Regions from separate parts of the Mus musculus genome. Here region 2 is linked to region 1. The links are chromatin contacts, found by Hi-C or POLR2A ChIA-PET in ENCODE. All regions are on one chromosome and are shown on one strand. Each heading gives the region's core, a stretch centred on a gene start or an enhancer-like site at or near the end of the contact. The rest is flanking DNA. Distances are from core to core; before and after follow the strand shown. Region 1 overlaps Nudcd3 (NudC domain containing 3). Region 2 overlaps Nudcd3 (NudC domain containing 3).

Region 1 (3,516 bases), core at 443-2,942:
GTTCTTCTGAGCATCACTGACTTCCTTGGAGTAATACCCCTAGGGAACTCAGGTAAGACACTTTGGGCACTTAATCTTCCAAATAAACTACTTAAAGTGGTTAGAATACACTCAGGTCTCCGAGGGTAGGGTAGGGTATTCTTGATACTGAAGACAGAATCTGAGTTGTGTGAGAACAGAGGAAAAATGCTCATGGAAGAGATTTCAAGGGTTCCTGGCTAAAGACCACACCCTGGCAAAAGTAGTCCCATGGTTTGCTTAAATTAGCTGTTTTTGTTTTAACATTTTGTTACTTTGTAACAAGTCAGACTTGAGGAGGTGTAGTTTGCACACAGTAAAACTCACCCTGTTGCAATTTAGTCTCCTCCAGCCTCCACTACAACCCACCCACACCCAGGCCTTCCCTCCACTTCATTTTGCATTGCTCATCTTGCCATCCAGCTTGTCCAGGTCCAGGATGTCTTCCCCTGAACACCACAGCTTGTGGGCTTGTATACACGCTTCCTTTCTGGATCCTGTGGGCTATGATGCTTGGCAAGACTATCCCATGATGTAGGTGATCACTATCTGTCCATGGCCGTGTAGGTGTTCCTAGGGTTTGGTGGTTGGGTAGGAAGCTGTTGTAAAGATGTGTGCGTTTCCTCCTCTTGGGAGCACAGAGCAGGTCATTAGGGCTGCAATGTGGGCACACTGGCTATGTCCACCACCTGGCACTCATAGTAGCAGTGAGGCGTTCAGGGTCCCACAGCTCCTCCAAATTGAGCACTATGGGCTTCTTGGCAGCCACTCTCACAGGTATACAAGGCATCTCACTGTAATTTTGACTTTATTTCCCTAGTGATGCTGAGTTTCCTTGTATGTTTGTAACACTACTCATTTCTTATTTGCAAAAAACTTCAAATTTACACATTGCTGAAAGTACAGAGAGCCACACAGGCATTTAGCAACTGTCCTACTCTGTATGTGTTTGCATAAAACATAATAAATAATGCTTTTTTCTGAATCATTTAAGAGTAAGGACCACTGTGTTGGCCCTGTACCCTGACTTACTTTCTAAGACTAAGTAAGTCTTCTCAAGTAGCAGCCTGGCCTGCTTCCCTGGTCCTCTCTACTTCGCTAAGGACCCTGTCTAGTGTCTCCTGAGGAACCCAGGTGTGTATGTGGCCCACCTGCAGGTATCTTGCAAGAACATTCCCTCTCATTCCAGGCCTTCCCACACTGTCACATTAACACATAAGCATCAAGCTCTTAGGACCCTGTGAGGTCCCATCTCCCACTGACCTCTCCTTACTGACAGGGCATGGGCACTGCTAAAGACAGCACCTTCTGTTCAAGGAAACTGCTTGCTGCCTCCTGGCCACCACCTTTCTCAGTGGCTTAGAAAGTCACTCTGAACCGTTGGGGCAAAATGAGGTGGCCCTTTCCAAGGTCACTGTGACCTCACCATTTCCTGGATGCACTCTCATTTTCCAGGTCCTCCTTTACCTGCCTGGTCCCAGAACACAATAATTTCCCAGAGGGACCCCAGATTGTCACTGACTGAACAGTGCTCCCAAAATGTCCTCGCAGAAAAACTTCACCCTCGGTGTGAATAAACTTACCTCAGCATCCCCCGATCTGTGCCGATGACTCACCAGCATTTCTATCCCTTTCCTTCCTTAGTAACGGAACCTCATTTCTATTCAGGGAAGCACTGTGCCCAGTGAGGATGGCTTTACTCCTCGCAGCTGCCCGTGGGATTGAGTTTGGGCCAACGGGAATGTTGTGGGACGTTCCTTCCAGGAAGGCACCTTGGAACAAGGGCAGATAATGGGGTGAGATGACAGCATGGCGGGGGCACCTGCTCAGCTCGACACCCACTGTGGAGAGATGTGGGCAGCCTGACTCCTATGGGTATGCTGCAAGCCAGCTCGATATAAGCAGTCTCCTGATTTTCAATGTCATCAACTGCCTTTCTGAGCTTAAGAAATTAAAACAAAAACTAAGACGCTGCATAGGTCAGACAGGATACAGCCATGGATCTCACCCAGGGAGGCAGAATACAGCTATACTTGCAGAGTGGGGACAACACAATGATACAAAGCTATGTGCCACTTTCTTCCTACTATACAGGAGGAGGTGCTGAGGGCCCATCCACTGTTCAGCATAGTCCTGCTTTCATTTGGAACAAGCAGTCTTAGGTCACTGCCTTCTGCGTGATCTCCAAGCCTCAGCCTGGAGATAGCATTACACTACAGGTATAAGGGCTCACATTCCAGTATGTATAAAACCAAGGTTTGGGGCGCTTGCCAAAATGCTAAAATAATTTAATTTGTAGTTTCCATTCTGGATTAATGAACATGATCAGTAAGTGACCTGCAAGGACATCTTCATAGGCCAGGAAATGTTGTCACATCAGGAAAAGTGGCTTGCAACTCAGAGAAGGCCAACAACGGACCCTTTCATCCTTAAAAGAAAACTGGAGATGCCCAGACAAACTGGCAAGGAACATTAAGTAGTCCTGGGAGACAAGGGGTGTCGCTGCTGACGCAGCACTAGTGCCACTTAGAAATGATGCGCCCTTCGGGGACAGCCACAGAGCAATTATCCTGGGGTTCCACTTTTTGAGAAATAACTTCAGGAAATCATCTCAATACAGTCAGGGAGGTACAGCTTATATAAAAATACTCACAGGGCTAAAAAGAAAAAAAAGAAAAAACAAAACCACATAAATAAATACAGTGAAGTAAGCTTTAAAGCCGGAATTCCAACATCTGTTTCTTCAGAAAATATTCTAGTGCTATCTGAACAATGCTAAGTAGTTTGTGTGTGAGATGTCAGTACATGAAGATGCGTGGAATGGCATTCACTGCTCAGGCAGATCCAACTACCTTTGCAACACAGCCATGTCCAATAGTCCCTGAAGCAGAGCATGCCGCCTGCCTACAGCTACCCACGCAATGCAGAGGGCAGTCAGCTTGCCAGCTCTCCACAGGGAGGAAAAAACGAGGCCAATGCACAAGCTCAGTGCCTCGCTTCTGGAACCGAACGGAGAGTCAGGAAAAGTAGCTGGTGCCGTTGCCACGGCTGATTTTACATCTCTGTAACCAGGCAAGGAGCTTGCCTGAGTCAAGAAGTCTCATTTAACATTCTCAAGTGTGGGAGGGAGGGAGGCAAGAACTGTCACACGGTTTTAGCTGCCACCCCTGCCTGCCCTGACTGTCTGGTGTGGGATCTACCACAAAAGGGAGAAGCAGCAGGACACGTGGAAGGGCTGAGAAGCGAGTGGCATGTCTACACTCCCCTGCTTGGAGGTGAGAAGGTCAGACCCTCTTACTGCAGAGTCTAGAGATACCAATAACAGCTCTGAATGCCACTCCTCTTCACAGATGCTGCAAGGACCCTGTGTGAGTGTCCCAGGCCAAAGCAGAGGGTATTTAAAACATCACCATTCATTTCTTGTAGTTCTGGAGACCGGATGTCCAAAAATCAAGGAGTTGGCATGGCTGTACCTGCTGCAGGCTTCAGGGAAGGGTC
Region 2 (3,516 bases), core at 691-3,190, 35 kb after region 1:
ACTTATCTAGGAAAAGGATGTAAAGGCGACAATGAGAACAGGCAGAGATCAGAATGATGGAACAAGAACTGTGGGCCAGAAGGATCCTTCTTCCATATAGCTTCAGGAGTGAGAGCCAGCCCACACCTCATCTCAGGTATCTGTTGTTTAAGCTTTGATGTGACTGCACAAGCAAGATGGCTAAGAAATTCGCTTCCATCAGAGGCAATTTAAAACCTCAGCACTCAATACTGAGAAGATCAGGCAGTGAGCAATCAGCATGGACACAAACTGGGCGAGTACCTGAGGGGAGGCACTGTGCAGCACAGGGAACACAGGCACTGAAAGCCACAGAGGACGCCTGGCCTGATGACTTGACAAAAGACAGCAAGAGAAAGGCACCAAAACAAGGAAAACATAGAACAGTCAAGTATTTCAATTAGACTAGTGGTATGGAAAAACCTTTCAACACAGCAACAACAAAAAACCGAAGAGGTTGAAAGGGATATATAACTTCTATATATGGTATTGCCTCGGTTTTTATGAAGAGGAAATGAGCATACATGCATAAGCAGGTTTGATTTTTGTGGTAAGAGAGGATCTGACCTCTTTGCTTCCTTAGGTAATATCCAAATTCCCTACAATATGCAAACATTTCAGCCAAGAGAATAGCAACTACTTATACAAACACAGACAGGAGTGACAATGTACCTGTGGCCCCGGGGTTCCAGTCCCTAAAGTGCCCTGAAATGGAGTACAAAGAAACAAGTGCAGCCAACGGTGCAGGCCGGCCAGCCACCAATCTTCCACTGGGCCCTCCCATGGGAAACCCATTGGTAGTACAAGGCTCACACTGGTCATGGGCACACATGAATATGGAGTGGTATCTATGAAAATTAAAACAGCAACAACAACAGGGTAACAGTGGCTACCTCTACAGTTGGTAAGTAGGGAGAAAGAGATCCCTCTCCACTGAGAACCCTATCAATATTACCATGTTAAAATAGACAAAACTATGAAGACAAGAGAGAGCTGGTACCATATCGTGGTTCATAGCCACCTGTGACTCCAGTTCTATGGAATCCAACTTGCTCTTCTGACCACTGCAGTACATGGTGCCTTTACAAAGGCAAAACACTAGTGCACATAAAATAAATATTTTTAAAAGAATATGAAAATATACATACCTTCCCACATGAAATTAAAACCAAAATAGCCCTAGCACTTGACTAAGAGATCAGAGACTAAGAACAAAGAAGCCTGTAATAGGAAAAAGGCCTTGGATAGCGGCTCTTACATACATATCGGCTCCTCATGCAAAGATCAGTATGGCATATGAACTCAATTCCTCAGGACAAAGGCTGCAAGTCTCTCTGCCTGACCCCTTACCAGGTTCTCGAGCTCTGCATGCCCATTAGGGGCTATTTATTGCCTGGGACCTGCTAGTCTATCTTTCTACTATGTCCTTCCAGCATAGACCCCCAAGTCCCCTAGCATGGGCCTCTCAGCAGGCAGGAAAATTGCTCCTAAAACAGCCCTAGCAGGTTGCTGGTTGCTTTTTATAGCACTCTGAATCCACATTCTCTTTAAATAAAGTTGATTATTTCCAGCCAACAGTATGTAAAAATGTGTCCTGTCAAGTGCAGGTGGCTCTGAGCCCCACCCAGCAAATCCAAGGCCACCCCTGCAGCTGTGGGCCTGCAGCAGGAGGTGGGGGGTGGGGGGGATGAGCAGCAGAGCTCCAGCATCAGGGTGGGAGTGAGCCAGTGAGTCAGCAAGCAAGTCTCACTGAGCTCCCACTCTGTTCCTGATGAGCACGGGACAAGAAAGCTCTTGACAAAGAGAGAACACAGCCTCCGAATCCTGCTGGGCATTGTGGACCACAAGCTCTAACTCTCCTTGTAGACACAACAGTTTTGACTGCTAAACAGTTCCCACAGGCCTAGGCACCACAAAGTGGGGCAAGCCAGGAAACTAGAACCACCTGCAGTGAATGAGTGTGGCTGGTAATGTCACGAGGAACTATCACTGTCTCAGGGAATAGGAGCAAGCCTGGCCAGGAGCCCAACCTACTTTGTCAGCTTGAAGCCATCTCTTAAACCAAAAGGACCTCTGTCCTTCTGTTTGCCGCTTTCCAATGCTAGGGGCTGAGCTGTCACTGAACTAACCTCAAGCTTCTCCTCCAGTTTGTCTAGAAACAAACAGACAAACAGACAAAGGTTCAGACAAGCTGGGGTTTAGAGCAGCTCGTAGAACATATTCTACTAGTAAGTAAGTAAAGGAGACTAAACCCTTAACCCAGGGGTTTCTGTGCAAGATAGGATCCCAAACTCAATGGGTTATATGCACTGCCCTCATTTCTTTCCCAAGAAAGGATGAATACTGGAGGCATTTGCTACATGATGGGAGGGAGCTGGGGGACTGGCTTCCCAAGGTCACAACAGAGCAGAAGTGGAGCTCGGAGCTGCTAGGCCATCCCTCTCCCTAAGTAGGCAGAGCCATTCTTTGCTCCTCTTGAGATTAATACTGTCCACCCTATAAACAATTACCGTGATCCTGCATAATGTGATCAAAGTTCACTGACCCTATGCTTGGGTGACAATGTCCACCATCCTTGCCAGTCTCAGTCAACCCAGATATGATGAATCAGACCTCACCACACTCCTATGGCTGTACTGTCCATTTGGTCATCAGAAGAGAGAACATGTATGTGCTATGGTCTGAAAAATCTATGTCCTTCCAAACTTCATGTGTCCAGTCACCATGACAGCTTCAGAAAGAGGGGTTTAGAAAGGCTGGTGAAAGGGATGTGATGAGATGACTAATGTCCTTATTAAAAGGCCCTTAAAGGGACCCTTTACTTTTTCACCATGTGAAGACATAGAAAAAATTGTGTGTGAGGAGCATGCACATCAAACACTGAACCTACCAATGACTGGACAGTAAACTTCTAGCATCTGAAACTCAGAAACAGATTCTTGTTATAAACCAACCAGTCTATGGCATTTTGTTATACCAGCCTGAATAGGCTGAGACAAAGTGTATGCACACACACACAATACTTATGTGCATATGTGGGGCACATCTGTGGATGGACATGCCACAGGTATTAAGCAGAAGGTAGCCATTCTCTACAACTTTGTTCCCCACCCCCCTCTCTTTCCTCAACATCTTTCTGAGCTGTGACTTCAGCGAGGTATTAAAGATATTCAGTTAGTTATTAGAGTCCTCATTTCCCATTCTCCTTCTATAAAGGATCCTTCCTTCTCTTGTCAGCTCCTCCCTGGCAGTGCTCAGTTTCAACCTAGGATTTACCTAAGTCCTTCCCAACTGGTGGAGATGCAGTCACTTTTCTTCTGGATTCTTTATTGCTGACCCTTTATAAAACAGCCATGGTTAGAAAAATGGCTCATTCACTGTCCTGTTCTGGAGCTTCACACTCTCGGCCTGCCAGGCTCTAACCCTGCGTTGTGCCCTTCCCTTCTAGAGGACCTGCATTCAATTCCCAGCACCCAAAACTATCCATCACTCTAGGTC

What was found. A loop is a pair of places that touch in the nucleus more often than their neighbours do. ChIA-PET counts read pairs that join two places held with the same protein, here RNA polymerase II (POLR2A).
Region 2: a map of left cerebral cortex shows a loop between it and region 1 (8-fold over the local background). The contact joins two enhancer-like sites. A Hi-C loop is called at or near these places in 6 of 37 maps with a recorded cell type or tissue (CH12.LX, T-helper 2 cell, left cerebral cortex and 1 more). POLR2A ChIA-PET finds 5 or more read pairs at or near these places in 3 of 5 experiments (all embryonic stem cell).

The regions. Positions count from the first base shown.
Region 1 is chr11:6,117,733-6,121,248 of GRCm38, forward strand. The region is part of intron 4 of Nudcd3 (NudC domain containing 3); the gene reads right to left. Among named protein-coding and RNA genes, the nearest start is that of Gm46269, 31 kb to the left of the region's middle. Within about 2 kb of position 1,693, at least 1 of the 3 ENCODE cell types and tissues checked has a DNase peak (open chromatin) inside an H3K27ac peak, as active enhancers do.
Region 2 is chr11:6,152,618-6,156,133 of GRCm38, forward strand. The region is part of intron 2 of Nudcd3 (NudC domain containing 3); the gene reads right to left. Among named protein-coding and RNA genes, the nearest start is that of Nudcd3, 46 kb to the right of the region's middle. Within about 2 kb of position 1,941, at least 1 of the 3 ENCODE cell types and tissues checked has a DNase peak (open chromatin) inside an H3K27ac peak, as active enhancers do.